Linked DNA regions of Homo sapiens: region 2 is linked to region 1. Evidence: read pairs that join two places in POLR2A ChIA-PET (ENCODE). Cell type or tissue: CD4-positive, alpha-beta T cell. All regions are shown on one strand. Each heading gives the region's core, and the rest is flanking DNA. Links, peaks and the distances in the headings are about the cores only.

Evidence for each region. ChIA-PET counts read pairs that join two places held together with the same protein. Peaks named below come from ENCODE experiments on the same cell type or tissue, not always from the same donor. Only the 100,000 strongest peaks of a DNase experiment are listed, where the experiment ranks them.
Region 2: POLR2A ChIA-PET joins it to region 1 with 5 read pairs; 2 of 35 experiments call an interaction of 5 or more read pairs at or near these places.

The regions. Positions count from the first base shown.
Region 1 is chr12:123,261,553-123,266,921 of GRCh38, forward strand. CDK2AP1 (cyclin dependent kinase 2 associated protein 1) reads right to left here. Exons shown (of 4, transcript NM_004642.4): 3 at 3,644-3,770; 4 at 1-251. The coding sequence ends at 184. Among named protein-coding and RNA genes, the nearest start is that of CDK2AP1, 7.6 kb to the right of the region's middle. RefSeq lists a silencer at 3,486-3,678. In CD4-positive, alpha-beta T cell, for the core only: no CTCF peak of the experiment used is centred there; a DNase peak (open chromatin) is centred at 3,239.
Region 2 is chr12:122,758,679-122,764,047 of GRCh38, forward strand. DENR (density regulated re-initiation and release factor) reads left to right here. Exons shown (of 8, transcript NM_003677.5): 3 at 3,509-3,528; 4 at 4,167-4,251. Among named protein-coding and RNA genes, the nearest start is that of DENR, 8.5 kb to the left of the region's middle. In CD4-positive, alpha-beta T cell, for the core only: no CTCF peak of the experiment used is centred there; no DNase peak of the experiment used is centred there.

The DNA.
Region 1 (5,369 bases), core at 154-5,153:
TCCTAATTAACTGCAAAATCTTTTCTCAATCTTTGAGACTGTAGGTTCAGAGCCAAGTGAACCATGGGAGGAAAAACGAAACTGTAACCATTTTGAAAACAAGGGTTTCATCTGAACAGGGGAGATGAACTGTAACTTCTCATCTTGTAAAAAGATGGAAATCCTTCAAAACCAACAAGGCAGCTAGGATCTGGCATTCCGTTCCGTTTCTGCCAAGCACTCCCGAACCAGTCCTCTAGCGTGAATGATGCCTGAAACAGAGGCAGAGACCTGAGGTCAGCAAGTGCACAGGACCAGCCAGCAAAGCCCATTCTGAAACAGCAAGAGGATCCATCCTTCCACAGCCTGTCCACAAAACCCTCAGACATAAAGAGAACCAGGGAAACCTATAACCAAGCAACCCTGAAGGACGCTAACAATCCCATCCCTCTCTAAAGCCCTTCCCTCCTCACCACAACTCTTCCTGTCTCTCTAAACATTTTTTCCTGCATTCAAGGTGCACCAGCAAGCTGTCCTTCCACGACACTGTTGGATGAAAGACATGTCTCCACCCAAATTCTTTTGCTTGACCCACTATGGAGATTTTTCTCTGGCTTCTTCAGTCTGAATTCTAGACAGGGCTTGACCGGCGTAAGTAAGCAAGAGAATGGCTTCAGCTGCACACGTGAGGGCGCAGAGAACTGACTACTACCCACGCGGGACCCTGGGTCCACGGGGACAACCCCACAAGACTGCAGCTACCTTCTGCCCGATGAATCTTCCCCAGTCTTTTGTCTCTGTGGTTTGGTGCTTACCTTTTTTTTCTTTCTGCCTCTACTGAACTTCATGAAATATGATCTTTTAATAGACACTAAGGATTCTATTCCTTCTAATACATGACTCCCAGAGGCCACTGGGAATGACATCCCACATCATCACCTCACAAATCTTAGAAACTAACTCAGAGCCTTGGAGAATGTTTTCTGTGAGGACCAGACAGCAAATATTTTGAGCTTTGCAGGCTACAGTCTCTGACACAACTACTTCACTCAAATTTTTTTTGAGACAGCATCTTGCCCTGTCACCCAGGCTGGAGTGCAGTGGCACGATCACAGCTCACTGCAGCCTCAACCTGCCAGGATCAGGTGATCCTCCCACCTCAGCCTCCGGAGAAGCTGGGACTATAGGCACGCACCACCATGCCTGGCTGTTTTATCATTATTTGTAGAGATGGGAGTTTCACTATGTTGCTCCTGGCTTTAGCCTCCCAAACTGCTGGATTACAGGCATGCACCATCACACCTGGACCCACAAACCTTTATTTATGAACACTTAAGTCTGAATTTCAGATAACTTTCACACGTCCCAAAATCATTTTTTTTTTCAACCATTAAGAACCATGCCTGTCGCGGTGGCTCACACCTGTAATCCCAGCACTTTCGGAGGCCGGGGCGGGTTGCCCACTTGAGGTCAGGAGTTTGAGACCAGCCTGGCCAACATGGTACAACCCCATCTCTACTAAAAATACAAAAATTAGATGGGCGTGGTGGTGGGCGCCTATAATCCCAGCTACTCGGGAGGCTGAGGCAGAACTGCTTGAACCCGGGAGGCGGAGGTTGCAGTGAGCCGAGATCGCGCCACTGCACTCCAGCCTGGGTGATAGAGCGAGACTCTGTCTCAAAAAAAAAAAAAAAACAAAAAAAAACCACTATTCTTGGCTCCTGGCTCTTGGGCTGTAGTTGCCAACCTACCTACAATGCTCCTAGCTCCTAACTCCCTGACCCCTCTATGACGTGTTTTCACCCTGCTGTGACATGAGCTTGGTAAGCTTGGGCTTGGCTGTTGGCCAAGGGGTAGCACTAGGTCTTCCTTGTTACTAAAAGACTGGCAGTTTGTACGCATTTGCTGACTTGAACCAGTGCCTTTTCTGGGTGACTGCAAATTACCTGTTGGACTCTGGGACCCAGCATCTTCCCAGGAATTTCCATTCAGGTAAGCAGCACCCCAGCTACCGGAGAGCAGCCCTGGGACCACCCAACTCTCCAGGCGAGACCAGGGTTGGGCTCTGCATCCCTTCCCCCAGGCCCTCTTCAATCACATCCTCTAACCCTGGTAGTCCCAACCTAGCTTTGAGACCCGTCAACCTCTTCACAAAGGTTTCATAAACTCCAGAGCAACCCCGCTCCTGGCAGCAGCCTGTCCTCAACTGGCCCTCGTGTCACTGGGGCATAACTTCAACTACAGCCCCCATTTATGCTACAGATTTACAACCAAAGAAAGTTCCTCTCCCAGGCCGGGCACGGTGGCTCAACGCCTGTAATCCCAGCACTTTGGGAGGCCAAGGCGGGAGGATCACAAGGTCAAGAAATCGAAACCATCCTGGCCAACCAACATGGCGAAACCTGGTCTCTACTAAAAATACAAAAATTAGCTGGGTATAGTGGCGCACGCCTGTAGTCCCAACTACTCGGGAGGCTTGAGGCAGGAAAATTGTTTGAACCCGGGAGGCGGAGGTTGCAGTGGGCCGAGATCGTGCCACTGCACTCCAGCCCAGGTGACAGAGCTAGACTCCATCTCAAAAAAAAAAAAAAGAATGTTCCTCTCCCAGGTTGCTTCTCCAGCCTTTTTAAGAACCCCAAGTCCCAGGCCGGGCGTGGTGGCTCACGCCTGTAATGCCAGCACTTTGGGAGGCCAAGGCAGGTGGATCACCTGAGGTTGGGAGTTCAAGACCAGGCTGACCAACTTGGAGAAACCCTGTCTCTACTAAAAATACAAAAAATTAGACAGGTGTGGTGGCACATGCCTGTAATCCCAGCTACTTGGGAGGCTGAGGCAGGAGAATCGCTTGAACCCAGGAGGCGGAGGTTGCGGTGAGCCGAGATTGCACCACTGCACTCCAGCCTGGGCAACAAGAGTAAAACTCCGTCTCCCAAAAAAAAAAAAAAAAAAAAAAAAAAAAAGAGCCCCAAGTCTCCCCTCATCTTGAATGCGTTCATGGGCTATGGCTCTGCTGCACTGTCGCCTTCTAAAATAGAAATCCTGTCCTACCTCCACTCCCCTTTTATTTCAGAAGGTAGCAACCTATTTAACGTCCTTTCGAAATCAGACGGACAGTCACACCTTAACACGAGTCCCTTGTGCTCTGTCATCTCCTGCCTGCCCTCCCTCTCCAACCATTAAAGAACAAAGTGCTCTCAGCCTCCCTCCCCAGACCCTAGCACAGACCCACACACTTCCTTGGGTCTCCCTCCAAAGAGGTGACAGCAGAGGGCAGTGCAGGCACCGATGAACCCTGAGCTTGGCTTCCCTAGGACCAGTGTCGGCCCACAGGAGCAGACCAGGCAGGGTCGGGGGCAGGGGGCACTTCGAACACACCCTTGAAAGCCAGCAGACCCCCTGGCAGCACACAGGGTAAGAAGGGCTCCCTGCCTGGGCTGCCCTTCCCAGAAGACCCCTCTGAAGACATCCAGCCCCCCAGGCCCCTCGCTACCAGACCCATCGCCTGCCTGAGGCCTCCACCACAGACGGCAACTCTGTAACAAGACAGGAGCTCCCATGAGTGAGCCTCATCCCTAGCCCACCTTCCCACATTTTCCCCAAAAGTCTTTCCAGAGTTAAAGGTCTAGCACTGTGGTCACCGACAGGGCAGCGGGGCCGGGCTTACCGCGCTTCAGCCTCTCCATGGCACTCTTGCTCCCTGCGTACGTGGGTCTGATCTCCTTCCCCAGCTCTTCAATGATGGCCAGCAGCTCCGCGTATTTGCTTTGGGGCACCTGGCTGTTCCCAGTTCCCTAGAATCAGAAAGAAATGGGTTCAGCAAAATCAGCCGGGCGTGGTGGTGCGTGCCTGTAGTCCCAGTTACTCAGGAGGCTGAGGCAGGAGAACTGCTTGGACCCAGGAGGTGGAAGTTGCAGTGAGCCAAGATCACTCCACTGCACTCCAGCCTGGGCAACAGAGCGAGACTCCATCTCGGGGGAAAAAAAAAAAAAAGGGTTCAGCAGCCTGACCCCAAGGCCACAGGCAGGTGGGTGGAGAGGGCCCCGGGCCGGTCAGGATAGGGAACGCAGCCCAGCCTCAGACTTCTGGGGCAGCCACCTCAGCTGGGCCAAGGCACGTCCCATTCTAGGGGACAACTACAAGTTAGGGAGATGGTCCTCACCCTCCTATCCTCACACACTCAGGGAGGCCACCCAGTCGTCTCCAGGAAGCAACTTTATTATCTCCAATGAACAAAACAGGGGAAACAGCTCATTTTGGCACAAAAGAGTCCAAACAGCATTTCCCAGGATGCAGATGGATGGGAGGGCACATCCCAGGTGCCAAGCCTCCAAGCCAGTGGGGAGACAAGAGGCCACACCTGGGCCACCAGGACCACAGCGATCCGCCATGGCCCAGCCAGAGCCTGGAATGCATTCCCTTCTCTCATCCTCCCACCAACAGGGCCCAACCCCCAGAAAACCTTTCCTCCCACCACCACTGGGAGCCCCACAGCAAGCACCCGGATCAGCGAGGCTGGGCTTCCGGCAAGCCCACAAGCCCGCAAGCCCACAAGCCCAGGCTACCTCCCCTTGGCCACCTCCTCCCATAGACACGCCAGCTCCCTGGGCGAGGTCCTTGCCTCCCCCCTCCTCCACCACCGCCTCTGTCCCCTGGCCTCGCGCTCTGTCCTGTCCTCGTCCTGCTCCGGCTGCTCTGCCTCCCCACGGCACTGCCTCCAGGCCTCACGGGCCTCCCGCCTGTCCTGGCGCCGCCGTCGCATGGCCAGAACGTGGCACTGCCAACTCCCGGCTGCCCCTCTGCCTGGCCTCCCACAGCCACCGCTTCTTCAGCCGGTCCCGCTCACAGGCCCACACCTGCTTCTCCTCCTGGGGCAGGGCAGCCTGGTGGGGCATGGCCGGGGAGCCGCCCACTTGGCGAGGAACAGGCTCCATAGCGACCTCAGAACACTGGTGCTGGGGCCCAGCCAGGGAGAGCATCTTCCCGCTGGGACCTTCCCCGGGGCGGCTCATCCCTTGGAGATGTAGGGTGCAGCTGAGATGGTGGCGGCCCCATTCCTGCTGTTCGCCAGCCTGGGCTGGGGGTACTAGGATCACCCTTGGGCTGATGAGGAGCCCGGGTCTTGGGCAGTTACCAAGTGGGGGGTCACAGTCTGGAAAGTGGTGGAACCAGGGAGCGGCCTCGCCCAGGCCACACTCTCAAATACTGGCCCTCGACAAAAGGCAGCTGGGCTCTCAAGACAGGGCCACCTCCTCTCTGCTGGGCCCGCGCCCGTGGAGAGCAAGTGGGAACTGACCCTATCTTCTGTCCCAGCTTGGAGAGCCAGCATCAAGGTCAGGCCTCACTTGCCCAAGAAAGAGGAGTGAGGAGGCCCACTGGAGGAACGCGTGGGG
Region 2 (5,369 bases), core at 56-5,055, 500 kb before region 1:
GCCTGTAGTTCCAGCTACTCGGAGGCTGTAGTGGAAGGAACACTTAAGCCCAGGAGTTCAAGGCTGCATGAGTTAAGATCACATCACTGCACTATAGCCTGGGTGACAAAGTGAGACTGTCTCTTTAACAAAAAAAAAGAAGCTGGAGTCTAGAGGCTTAATTTTTTATTTATTTATTTTTTTTTTGAGTTGGAGTCTTGCCCTGTTGCCCAGGCTGGAGTGCAGTGGCAGTCTCAGCTCACTGCAGCCTCTGCGTCCCAGGATCAAGCGATTCTCCTGCCTCAGCCTTCTGAGTAGCTGGGACTACAGGTGTGCGCCACCACACCCGGCTAATTTTTGTATTTTTAGTAGAGATGGGGTTTCACCATGTTGGCCAGGCTGGTCTTGAACTCCTGACCTCAGGTGATCCACCACCTCGGCCTCCCAAAGTGCTGGGATTGTAGACGTGAGCCACCACACCCGGCCTAGAGGCTTAATTAGATTCAAGTTAAACAGATTTTGGCAAGAAAGTTTCGTGGATGATGTTTCATTCATCATGTTGCATTGCATCAAGAGCTCATAATGTCAGATGTTTCACTATTAGTGATGCTAAGTTTGAAGGTGACGGCTAAATGTTTGCATTGAAAAGGTACAGTTTTCCCTTTCCAAATAAGTAAGTGATCTGTAAAGAGAAATTGACTTTTTTAAAGCAAATAATGGTGAACTTAAAGGAGCTCCCCCAATTTTTTTATTGCATTAGAATTTTGCTGAACCGGGCCAGGCACAGTGGCTCACACCTGTAATCACAGCACTTTGGGAGGCTGAGGCCAAGGCAGGCAGATCACTTGAGGCCAGGAGTTCAAGACCAGCCTGGCCAACATGGCAAAACCCTGTCTCTACTAAAAATACAAAAATTAGCTGGGTGTGGTGGTGCACACCTGTAATCCCAGCTACTCGGGAGGCTGAGCTACGAGAATCACTTGGACCCAGGAGGTAGAGGTTGCAGCCAGCTGAGATGGTGCCATTGCACTCCAGCCTGGGCAACAGAGCAAAACCCCAATTTTTTTTTTTTTCTGAACTAAATATTATTTGAAATAGTATACAAAATTTGTAGCTTTAGTATTTGCTGTGATGGTGTTTAACCAATAATTGTATAGTTATATCCTGAAAGTGTGGCTGAACAACTATGCCTAGTATTTGAACTTGAATTGTGAGGAATATAGGGCTGTAGCTAACCAGAGAGATCTTTGGTGGAAATAACCCTAAACTATAATAGACTAGACTGGACAAAACCAATGGATTCCAGTTTTCTTCTGCCACATACCACCTTTGTCATTGTATGAGCTGTTTAACTCTTTTAGTGCCCCATCTGTAAAATAGTGATTGTGTGGTAGCATGTTAGAATGTTAGTAGGGTGAGGTGAAGGCAGATCATTTTCAGCTGTCAGGTGCCACTAAGTTGCTTGTTTACTTTGTGTAACCTAAGTTAGTGGTTAATAGCATGAGCGTCAGAAACAGGCAGATTCAAATCCTGTTATCCAGATGCAAGTGGTTATGTACTCTAAGCCTCAGTTTCATCATCTGAATATAGATATGGTACTTATCTTACAAGGTTGTGATAACTAAACATAATAATGTATATAAGGCATAGCAAAACATTTGGCACATACTAGGTGCCCAGTGTGTAGTAATTGCTGTGACTACATGGTATACCACCTTCCTCTCCCTGAGAAATCTCAGGATATTGGACACACTGAACTACTCCATTCTAAACCTTAAACATAAAAACAAAAGGCCGGGCGCGGTGGCTCACTCCTGTAATCCCAGCACTTTGGGAGGCTGAGGCGGGCGGATCACAAGGTCAGGAGATCGAGACCATCCTAGCTAATACTGTGAAACCCCGTCTTTACTAAAAATACAAAAAATTAGCCGGGCGCGGTGGCGGGCACCTGTAGTCCCAGCTACTCTGGAGACTGAGGCAGGAGAATGGCGTGAACCCGGGAGGCGGAGCTTGCAGTGAGCCGAGATAGTGCTACTGCAGTCCGGCCTGGGTGAAAGAGCAAGACTCCGTCTCAAAAATAAATAAATAAAAACAAAATAAGCAGTTGACCCAGTATTAGAATTACGGTTAAAATTGGAAGCTTTTCCAGTTCTTCTAGTCCATTATTAGCCTGTACAGGCTCTAACACCAAATGACAGGATTGAACCAAGATTCCTTCTAGCTTTACACTTTCATGATCTTATGTAGCATAACATGAAAAAGCCTTGGCAACATAGCGAGATCCCGTCTCTACAAAAATAAAAAACTTACCTGTACATAGTGGCTCACGCTTATAGTCCCAGCTACTTGGGAGGCTGAAGCGGGAGGATTACTTGAGCTGAGGAGTTCGAGGCTGCAGTGAGCCATGGACACACCACTACACTCCAGCCTGAGTGACAGAGTGAGAGTGAGACCCTTACTCTAAAAAAAATAGGCCAGGTGCGGTGGCTCATGCCTGTAATCCCAGCACTTTGGGAGGCTGAGGCGGACGGATTACCTGAGGTCAGGAGTTTGAGACCAGTCTGGCCAACATGGTGAAACCCCGTCTCTACTAAAAATACAAAAATTAGCCGGGCGTGGTGGCACACGCCTGTAATCCCAGCTACTTGGGAGGCTGAGGCAGGAGAATTTCTTGAGCCCAGGAGACAGAAGTTGCAGTGAGCCGAGATCGTGCCTCTGCACTCCAGCCTGGCAGAAAGAGCAAGACTCTGTCTCAGAAAAAAAAAAAGGAAAAATATATTGCAAAAAGATGGTAGTAAAAATGCTGCTAAAGTTTATAAATGTGTCAGTATGAATAAAAAGTGGTGGCTGTTTTGGTAGAACCATCAAAAGAAATAACCAGGCTGGGAACAGTGCTTCACGCCTGTGATCCCAGCACTTTGGGAAGCTAAGATAGGTAGATCGCTTAAGCCCAGAAGTTTGAGACTAGCCTGGGCAACATGGTGAAACCTTGTCTCTACAAAAAATTAGCTGGGCATGGTGGTGTGCATCTGTAGTCCCATTTAGTTGGGAGACTGAGGTGGGAGGATCATTTGAGCCCCTGGAGGGGTGGAGGCTGCATTGAGCCATGATTGCACCACTGCACCCCAGCCTGGGCAACAGAGTGAGACCGTGTCTCAAAAGAAAAGAAATAACCAGTTTCCTTCAAACTCTGATGTATGGGAAATTGTTCGTGTCTTAGCTTAATTTTTTGACCCACTGAAATGGTTATGGTAAGACCTCATTATATACAAAATAGCATATTTTGATGTTCCATCAGCTGATGGAGACACTCTTTAGATGAAAAAGTCAAGATAGTATCATCTCAAATAACCATGTGCCTTTTACCCCAAAAACACTGAAGAGTAGCATTTGAAAAGTGGTATAGAAAACTTATAGGGAAAATGTAAAAATGAAGCATTTTCTCAAATATAAAAGTAAGGATAAGCCCTGTGTATGTGTGTACATATAGGTTTAACATTTCAAATCTTTTTTCTTTTTACTTCCTCAGTCTGTTCATTACCAACAGAGGTAAGTTCTTTAATTTTTTTTTTTACCTTATGTATTTGAAGTTATTCTTGGTTTTAAAGCTACCTTGAGAATTTTTTTTTATTTTTCATTTTTGATTATTTGATAGTAAAGCTTTAACCTTTTATAGAGAACTTTGATTTAGAGTAATTTTTTGGTCTTATATATTCTTTCCTAAATTTAGACCTTAAATCATACATGTGCATCTTTTGCACATGGCTGTGCAGTTTGGATTTTTGCATGGGACTTATGAATAGTCAGCTAATAAAATAAGAGTAACCTTAATGCCAAAATCTATACAAATGAGCAGAGGAAAGAAAGGGCAGTATAAATTATGTGTAAGACTTTCTAAGTCCAGCTCTATGAGCAAGTCATGAAAATGAGGCACTTATGTGCTCAAAGCAAGAAATAGAGGGAGAAGAAATAAATTGGTACTGTGAAGAGGTACCTAATCCTTCTTAATATCTAATTTTTTATGGGACATATCGTGGTTGAATACAGATTTCCTGTGGATAAGAAGTCAGATGGGAGTGGTTTGTTTTATTCTTTGTATTAACAAGTATAGGGGGTGATTTTTAATTACGACATATTGTTTGACTGAAAATGTTTTGTTGTGACTCAGTTCTTTTTTTTTCTCCTAGTACTGTGAATATATGCCTGATGTTGCTAAATGTAGACAATGGTTAGAGAAGAATTTTCCAAATGAATTTGCAAAACTTACTGTAGGTATGAACATTTTTTTTCTTGCATTAAACTTCTGTACCTGAGACAAATGCATGTATGGCATTATTCTAAAGATAGGAAAGTCCTCCTTTAGTAGGATATTACAGAATTAACATTTATCTGTTAGCTGTTTAAGTTCTCTCTGAGATAGGATAGGTCTGAATATCAACTTTCTTACATAAAAAAGTAAATGGGCCGGGCGCAGTGGCTCACACCTATAATCCTAGCAGTTTGGGAGGCTGAGGCAGGCGGATCACAAGGTCAGGAGATCAAGATCATCTTGGCTAACACAGTGAAACCCCATCTCTACTAAAAATGAAAAAAAAAAAAGGCGTGGTGGCAGGCACCTGTAGTCCCAGCTACTCAGGAGGGTGAGGCAGGAGAACGGCGTGAACCTGGGAGGCAGAGCTTGCCGTGAGCCGAGATCGTGCCACTGCACTCCAGCCTGGGTGACAGAGCAAGACTCCGTCTCAAAAAAAAAAAGTAAGTAAATGATTGGCTGGGCGCAGTGGTTCACGCCTGTAGTCCCAGCACTTTGGGAGGCTGAGGCGGGTGGATCACCTGTGGTCGGGAGTTCAAGACCAGCCTGATCAACATGGAGAAACCCTGTTTCTACTAAAAATACAAAGCTGGGCGTGGTGGCGCATGCCTGTAATCCTAGCTACTCGGGAGGCTGAGGCAGAAGAATCGCTTGAATCCGGGAGGCAGAGGTTGCAGTGAGCCGAGATGGCACCATTGCACGCCAGCCTGGGCAACAAGAGCAAAACTCTGTCTCAAAAAAACAAAATTAAAAAAAGTAAATGATTTAGGGGCAAATATATATTGATTTTTATTGTAAGTGTACTATATGCTACACACTGTTGCAGATTCTGAGGATAAGCCAATAAAAGATTTCCTACTCTTGTGGCAATTACATTCTAGAAAGGGAGACAGATTAAATAAGCAAAACATAGTATGTAGACAGTAATAAGCAGGAAAGGGGGAGATAAGAATTGGTGGGAAGGAATTTGAAATTTTAGGTAGTACCCAGGGAAGATTTTGCTGAAAAGGTGGCAGTTGATTATTTTGGAACTGAGGGAATGAGTCATTTGGGTATCTGGCAGAACATTTCTAGGCAGAGG